2 separate regions of the Homo sapiens genome follow, and region 2 is linked to region 1. A link is an interaction called in ENCODE POLR2A ChIA-PET data of the cell type or tissue named here. Cell type or tissue: Panc1. All regions are shown on one strand. Links, peaks and the distances in the headings refer to the core of each region. The heading gives the core; the rest is flanking DNA.

What was found. Peaks named below come from ENCODE experiments on the same cell type or tissue, not always from the same donor. Only the 100,000 strongest peaks of a DNase experiment are listed, where the experiment ranks them.
Region 2: POLR2A ChIA-PET joins it to region 1 with 6 read pairs; 2 of 35 experiments call an interaction of 5 or more read pairs at or near these places.

Annotation. Positions count from the first base shown.
Region 1 is chr6:13,773,759-13,778,104 of GRCh38, forward strand. No RefSeq gene overlaps it. Among named protein-coding and RNA genes, the nearest start is that of MCUR1, 39 kb to the right of the region's middle. In Panc1, for the core only: no CTCF peak of the experiment used is centred there; a DNase peak (open chromatin) is centred at 1,893.
Region 2 is chr6:11,924,967-11,929,408 of GRCh38, forward strand. No RefSeq gene overlaps it. Among named protein-coding and RNA genes, the nearest start is that of HIVEP1, 85 kb to the right of the region's middle. In Panc1, for the core only: no CTCF peak of the experiment used is centred there; no DNase peak of the experiment used is centred there.

The DNA of each region.
Region 1 (4,346 bases), core at 40-4,039:
GCTATATGAAGGGCTGAGGTAGGAGAATGGCTTGAGCATGAGGAGGCAGAGGTTGCAGTGAACTGAGATTGCACCACTGCACTCTGGGTGACAAGTGAGACCCTGTCTCAAAAACAAGGGTACTGAATCAAACAAGTATTTAAGGCCTAAACTCAGGGTGACTCTGAGACCCAAACAGTGGGCTCCATGTCAACATCAACCCCTTTATACGAAGATTCCCCAATAAAAATATAAATATTCACAATCACCCTGGGGTCTGCATGGAAGATTGATGTATAACACTTGAGAGCTTACGGATATGTCCATGGGTTACCTACGTTGTTTTAATACCTACTACAGTCTGTACCCTAGATACTCGAAGAAGAATGTTCTTTTACTAGGATACTGCATCTTAGTAAATTCACCTTAGTACCCTGGGGTGGTTGCCAGGGAGGGTACTAACAGAAGTTTGCTTGTTTGGTGGTTGGGCAAGTAATATTACTAGTAATTACTAGCAAAGGATTCCAGTTATTGCATGCAGACTACACATTTTATATGTAGGTATGGGGTTTTACTATTTATTTATTTATTTAGAGATGGAGTCTCACTCTGTTGCCCAGGCTGGAGTGCAGCGGAATGATCTCGTCTCAGGGCAACCTCCGCCTCCCAGGTTCAGGTTGTTCTCCTGCCTCAGTCTCCCGAGTAGCTGAGATTACAGGCACCTGCCACCATGCCCGACTAATTTTTTTGTATTTTTAGTAGAGACGGGGTTTAACCATCTTGGCCAGGTTGGTCTTGAACTCTTGACCTGTGATCCACCTGCCTCGGCCTCTCAAAGTGCTGGAATTACAGGCGTGAGCCACTGCACCTGGCCAGGGTTTTATTGTTTAGAAAATATTTTCATGTATTTGACCTCATTTGATCCTTACCACATGTGGTCAGCCAGGTAGGGTATCTATTCCCTGGAATCAGAATGCTTCGGTTTGACTCTGACGTCACCATTTATTAGCTATGTGTTCTTGGGCAAGTTACTTCAACTTTTTTATTACTATTTTTTTTTTTTTTTTTTTTTTTTTTTTGAGTCAGAGTCTCACTCTGTCACCCAGGCTGGAGTGCAGTGGCACAATTTCGGCTCACTGCAACCTCCACCTCCTGGATTCAGGTGATTCTCCTGCCTCAGCCTCCTGAGTAACTGGGATTATAAGTGCACGCCACTGTGCCTGGCTAATTTTAATATTTTTAGTAGAGACAGGATTTTGCCATGTTAGCCAGACTGGTCTTGAATTCCTGACTTCAGATGATCCACCTGCCTCGGCCTCCCAAAGTGCTGGGATTACAGGCATGAGCTACCACGCCAGGCCCACTTTTTTCTTTCTTTCTTTCTTTCTTTTTTTTTTTTAAATAAATAGAGATGGAGTTTCCCTATGTTGCCCAGGCTGGTCTCAAACTTCTGGGCTCAAGGGATCCTCCCAACTTCACCTCCCAAGATGTTGGGATTATAGGTGTGAGCCACCTCATCCAGTCTACTGAAACTTTCTATACCTCAGTATCTTCATCTGCAAAATAGAGATCACTGTAGTACTTACTTCATAGGGATGTGATGAAGATTAAATGAGATTGTGATTACTTTAAAACTATGCCTGGGCCGGGCGCGGTGGCTCACGCCTGTAATTCCAGCACTTTGGGAGGCTGAGGCGGGTGGATCACAAGGTCAGGAGTTCGAGACTAGGCTGGCCAACATGGTGAAACCGTGTCTGTACTAAAAATACAAAAAAAAAAAAAAAAAAAAAATTAGCCAGGCATCGTGGGAGGCACTTGTAATTCCAGCTCTTGGGAGGCTGGGGTAGGAGAATTGCTCGAACCCGGGAGGCGGACATTGCAGTGAGCTGAGATCAGCCACTGCATTCCAGTCTGGGTGACAGAGCAAGACTCTGTCTCGGAAAAACAAACAAACAAACAAAAAAACTATGTCTGGAGGCCAGGTGTAGTGGCTCATGCTTGTAATCCCAGCACTTTGAGAGGCCAAGGCAGGCAGATAGCTTGAGCTAAGGAGTTTGAGACCAGCCTGCGCAACATGGCGAAACTCCTTTTCCACCAAAAAATACAAAAAATTTGCCGGGTGTGGTGGTACATGCCTATAGTCCCAGCTACTTGGGAGGCTGAGGTGGGAGGATTGCTTGAGCCTGGGAGGTGGAGGCTGCAGTGACCTGAGATCTCTCCACTCTAGCCTGGGTGACAGAGCGAGACCCCAACCCCCACCAAAACAAAAAACAAACAAAAAACTACAGCTGGAATACAGTAAATAAATGCTCTATAAGCATTCCTATTATAATTATTGTTGTTGTTGTTTTCGAAACATAAGGACTAAGGTGCTCTGGACTGAATTTGTGTTCCCCCAAATTCCTGTGTTGAAACCCTGCTCCCTAGTGTGATGGTATGAGGAGGTGAGGAGGTCATAGGCATGGAGCCCTCATGATAGGATTAGTGCCCTTATAAGAAGAGACTCTAGGCCGGGCGCGGTGGCTCACGCCTGTAATCCCAGCACTTTGGGAGGCCGAGGCAGGCAGATCACAAGGTCAGGAGATCGAGACCATCCTGGCTAACACGGTGAAACCCCATCTCTACTAAAAATACAAAAAATTAGCCGGGCGTGATGGCGGGCGCCTGTAGTCCCAGCTACTCGGGAGGCTGAGGCAGGAGAATGGCGTGAACCCGGGAGGCGGAGCTTGCAGTGAGCCGAGATCGCGCCCCAGCACTCCAGCCTGGGCGACAGAGCAAGACTCCGTCTCAAAAAAAAAAAAAAGAAGAGACTCTAGAGAGCTTGTTTCCTCCGTCTCTCCACTCTGTGTGAGGACACAGCAAGAAAACAGCCATTTGTGAACCAGGAAGTGGGCTCTCACCAGACACCAGATCTGCCAGCCAGTACCATGATTTCAGACCTCCCAGCCTCCAGAATTGTGAGAGAGAAACGTTTGTTGTTGAAGCCGCCCAGTCTACGGTATTCTGTAATAGCAGTCCGGACTGACTAAGACTTAGGCTTGGCAAGGTCAAATGGTTTTCCCAAGAGTGCAACAAGTGGCAAGGTGGGGAGCTACGGCCAGGGCTCCTGACTCATAGTATTCTTACTGGTCAAATATCTGCCTGTAAAAACTGGTTTTTAGCAACCGTAACAAGATATCGTGCTGCTAAAACGAAATAATCATGGTTTTGTTAAGTCTCAGGAAAAAGGTAATAGGTACGGTTTTCTCCATCTTAAATGTTTTCCCATGGAGTTCTAAGCTTTGGAGATTTGCTACTGCTTGCCTACTAGCACTTGCTGGTGCTTACAACCAAGCAAAGGCATTCACATACATTTTTTCTTTCTTTCTTTTTTTTTTTTTTTTGAGATGGAGTTTCGCTCTTGTTGCCCAGGCTGGAATGCAATGGCGCAACCTTGGCTCACTGCAACCTCCACCTCCCAGGTTCAAGCAATTCTCCTGCCTTAGCCTCCCAAGTAACTGGGATTACAGGCATCTGCCACCATGCCCAGCTAATTTTTGTATTTTTAGTAGAGACGGGGTTTCACCATGTTGGCCAGGCTGGTCTCGAAGTCCTGACCTCAGGTGATCTGCCTGTCTCAGCCTCCCAAAGTGCTGGGATTACAGGCGTGAGTCACCGCGCCCAGCCCACATACATTTCTTTCTTTCTTTCTGTTTTTTTGTTTGTTTTGAGACAGGGTCCTGTTCTGTCATCCAGGCTGGAGTGCAGTGGCATGATCAGAGCTCACTGTAGCCTTGACCTCCTGGACTTGAGTGATCCTCCTGCCTGAGCCTCCTGCCTGCGTCATCACACCCAGCTAATTTTTTTTTTTTTTTTTTGAGAAGGAGTCTCGCTCCGTCCTCCAGGCTGGAGTGTAGTGGCGTGATCTCAGGTCACTGCAAGCTCCGTGTCCCGGGTTCACGCCATTCTCCTGCCTCAGCCTCCCACGTAGCTGGGACTACAGGCGCCTGCCACCATGCCTGGCTAATTTTTTGTATTTAATTTTTGTATTTTTTAGAGGTGGGGTTTCACCATGTTGTCCAGGCTCATTCACATAAATATTAATAGGGAAAGCTCAAAAAATTAATTCATGACTGCCTATAACCCCTGCCTCCCTGCCTTAAAAACCCTTACCTATATGCCTCAGATCTTAAGCATAAGCTGCCTGATTCTCCTTGCTTGGCACCCTACAAATAAACACCCTGCTTTCTACCACTACAAGCCTCGATACAGATATTTGACCTTACTACACAGGGCAAGTAGACCCCAGTTCGGCTCGATAACACTCCCTTCCCTTTAAAAGGGGCAGGAGTAGTTCAACAGCTTTTTTGTTTTCATAAGTATCCAAC
Region 2 (4,442 bases), core at 129-4,128, 1.8 Mb before region 1:
GAGAATCACTTGAACCCAGGAGGCAGAGGTTGCAGTGAGCCGAGATCGTGCCACTGAACTCCAGCCTGGTGACCTGGCGACGGAGACTCTGTCTAAAAAAATAAAAATAAAAAAATACAAAGGAAATAAAAATATAAAATTAAAGGATGGTGGTTATTCCTGGGGAGGAGAGGGGGGACATGGAATCAGGTATATAGGGTATGTTGCCTGTGTCTCTAATATATAATTTCTTTTTTATAAAATAATACCTCAAAGGCAGTGGTCAGAGGGAAAAAAACTGAGATGTTCTCCTTACCATGAATGAATGTATGAATAATGAATGAATTAAAAAATAAATACAGATGAAAGCAGATGCTATTGATAAGAGACATGTAACTTCATTTCATATGCTTGATACAACACAGATAAAGATGAAGACTGCTAACCTTGCTAAAAATGATGATTCTTTATTCACTAGATTTAACCTGATGGACTGCTTTCAGTTGTGATGGAGACAACGAAAAAGAATGACAGGCTTGGAAGTATATCATCAAGCATTATATCTAAAAGGAAAGTAATATTATTAAGGATTTTTTAAGAATTTAATTTTTTGGCATGATATTTCTCTATTAATATAGAAGCCTGTGGTTTGATTTTATCATGTCTGATTTTCAGGCATGTTTTCAGGTAACCTTTACGTCAGGAAGATGCTACCTGCCAGCTCCCAAGAGTTATTTTATCACACATCTTAATAAATACAACAGAATGATGATCACACTCCCCTCCCCCGCCCCCAGCGCTATTTCTCCTCCTTTTTCCCTGCCTTGTCCTCTCACACTGCAGGTGCTCACCCAGGCATGCAAACTAGAATCTCCAGGCTGGGGCCCTACCCACCCTTCACCTGCCCCTGGGCTGCCAACCACAGTCTTCTTGCTGATATTTGCCCCGTGTAACGTCCACTGCTTCCACTGCTGCCTCCTTCAGGCACCAGCAGCACTGAATTGCTGACAGTAAAAGCCCCACTAGGCTGCCCACTAAGCCGTCATCCCGTGGCGCTGCACCCACTGCTTCTCCCCAGCTCCTCTGCATAGGTCTGCCCTTCACTCCCACGCAGAACACGTGGCTCACGAGATGTTCTGATGTGTTGACCCTCTTGTGCCTCTTGCTCTGTCACACTGTACTGTGTCATCTGTCCCTCCTCTCTACTGGACCTGCACTCCCTGAGGACAGGAACAACGTCCAAGGGCATCTTTGTCTCATGTATAATGCATTGCATGAAATCCAACTGGGCGCTGTGGTTCACGCTTGTAATTGCAGCACTTTGGGAGGCCAAGGCGGGCAGATCACTTGAGGTCAGGAGTTCAAGACCAGCCTGGCCAACATGGTGAAACCCCCATCTCTACTAAAAATACAAAACTTAGCCAGGTGTGGTGGTGCATGCCTGTAATCCCAGCTACTCGGGAGGCTGAGGCAGGAGAATTGCTTGAACCCAGGAGGCTGAGGTTGCAGTGAGCAGAGATAGTGCCAGTGTACTCTAGCCTGGGCAACAGAATGAGACTCTGTCAAAAAAAGAAAGAAAGAAAAGGAAGGAAGGAAGAGAAGAGAAGAGAAAAAAGAGCAAGAGAAAGACAGAGAAAGAGAGAGAGGGAGGCTGAGGCAGGAGAATTGCTTGAACCCAGGAGGCTGAGGTTGCAGTGAGCTGAGATAGTGCCACTGCACTCCAGCCTGGGCAACAGAATGAGACTGTCAAAAAAAGAAGAAAGAAAGAGAGAAAGAGAGGGAGAGAGAAAGAGGAAGGAAGAGAGAAACAGAGAGAAAGAGAGAGAAAGAAAAAGAAGGAAGGAAGGGGAAAAAAGAAAGGAAAGAACGAAAAAGAGAAAAAAAGAAAGAAAGAGAAAGGAAGGAAGGAAGGAAAGAAGGGAAGGAAAAAAAAGAGAAAGAAAAAGAAAGAAAGAAGAAAGAAAGAAAGAGAAATGCATAGTGGGTGCTCAATAAACTGAACTGGGAAGTGACTGATAATCCAGACTCAGTGCAAACTACTGAATTTTTTTAAAATGTTGTGCTACTGGCAAAATCCTTTAGTGATCAGATGCCCAGCCTGGTTCTAACTACATCCTCATTTTCTGTTGTCATTTTGACTCCCCATCATCTTCTGAAATCCCCTCTTTTTTCTCTCTCTTATCTACTGTCTACATTCATTTGAACTGAAATACTCATTTCCATGTATCTGGGCTGATAAAATAATTGCAGAGATTTTTCATGCAATTAACTCACAGAGTAGACTCTAAGTACGCTGTTGGATTTTCTATAGCACCACATACTGCTAAGTCTAATTTGCAACCATACAAATCCATGACATGTTGGAATTTAAGGAGGTTCATTAGCCTACAATATTTACTCTGCAAAAATGTTTGCTGGAATTGAAAAAGTAACCTCCCTCACTTCACAGAAATCACTGACTCCCTTTCTGTTGCTTCAGGGCAACCGCCAGATAAACTCCCCAACTTGCAATGTAAAAATCTGGAATGGTGGTTGCTTAGTCTTTTCTACACATTTACAAGGGGCTACAATGAGGCAGAGAGTAAATCACACATAGATGGAAGCTGTATGTCCCACACTGGAGCTTATATCGGTCACCATCTTCTTGCTGGGTCTTTCCCAAGAAATCTCTTTGGAAATGGGAAGTTATGTCTGGAATTCAGGTGGCAGAAGGCCACCTGTGTGCCTACTGTTTGGAAGTCAAGGATGGAGGAGGGTGCAGGAAAGCATATTGCATTGGCACCACCAAAATGATGCACTCTAACCTGAGGCCACACACACCACACACACACATGCTTCTACAGGATGTATGCCAATCCACTAGCCGCGTCGCCCACGCTCATTCGCAGGTCCTGAAAGCTAGCCCACCGTGAGGCCAGGAGGAGGTGTTTTAGAAGAGAATAAAAAACTAGGATCAGGCACTGATACGGGATGAAAAAGACGAACAGAGACTAATGATGAAATAGAATAAGGGCAGAGGAGAAGTGTGTTGAGTGTGTGGGCAGAAGCACTAGGAAGGGCAGGATTGTAGAGGCACATATGGTGTACAGGGGTCCTGACACAGCCGTGGCAAGGAGATGCTCAGAGCTTCTGTGGCCAGGACACGATCGTTGCCTAAAGAGAACAGCTGCGAGGGACATTGTTGACGGAGAGGGACAGAGCGGTCCTGCAGCTCTTTGGGATAGGGAAGTAATTCCTTCACTGGGGCAGTTCTTTGTACCTATGGGAAGTTCCGAGGTCAGTATTCTTGTTTAAGAATATATTGAGGTTATTGAGATTCCATATTATTACGGAAATAATAGTTGTGACATTTAGTACTTCTGTTAAAATAATAATCAAGTCTACATATAATAATATTTAAAAAGGTTTTATATGTACAAGTAAATTTTTTTAATCAAAGGAATTTTCTTCAAATTGGACTTTAAAATAAAAATGGAGAAATATGGGCATTAACTGCAAAGATATGAAGGACTAAAATTTCAAAATCTAAAAAAAAATCTTAATTTCACTTAATATTCTAGAATACACACATTCTGATCAGTTTCTGTCTACAAGAAAGTGGAATAGCTCTTGTTTTTTGTTTTTTTTTTAAATGGCGTGAGCCCGGGAGGCGGAGCTTGCAGCCAGCCGAGATCGAGCCACTGCACCCCAGCCTGGGATTAGTTTTTAAATGTTGATACAGGTATAATAAAAAGATCGGCTTTTTATTACAGTTCTGTAACTGCAGAATGGTTGATGGAACCTGCATGTCCATCACAATCAAGATGTGTTTTCTACTGGCTTTGATTGGGGGATAGCTGTGCGCAAAGCAGAGGCCCAGGCCCTGTAGACATCACAAGAGAAGACACACTTCTGACATGCACTTAATACCACAGTTCCCATTAAACCAGCGCACTGAACATAAAACAACCTGACCCAGAGTAACATTTTATTTTATTTTATTTTATTTTATTTTATTGAGTTACAGAGTCTCACTCTGTCACCCAGTTTGGAGTGCAGTGGTACAATCATAGCTCACTGCAGCCCTGATCTCCTGGGCTCAAGCGACCCTCCTGTAGCTGGGAGTACAGGTGCCTGCTACCATGCCTGGCTAATTTTAAATTTTGTTTTATTTTATTTTATTTTGTAAAATGGGGTCTCTCTATTTTGCCAGGGCTGGTCTTGAACTCCTGGGTTTTCCTCTCACCTTAGCTTGTAAAGTGCTGGATTACAGGTGTGAGCCACCACGCCCCGTCCTTTTTTTTAATTGGAAAGATAATTACAACAAATAACTATATACACGCATATAGAGAGAAGAGACGAGTTATCCATAAAGGCAGAATAAATAGGTTTGCCATTGGCATGTTCCTAAGACATTAATAGAGTAAGCTATATTTTCCCTAGACTGTTTATACTTGTGTCATAAACACGTATGTGTCACAATA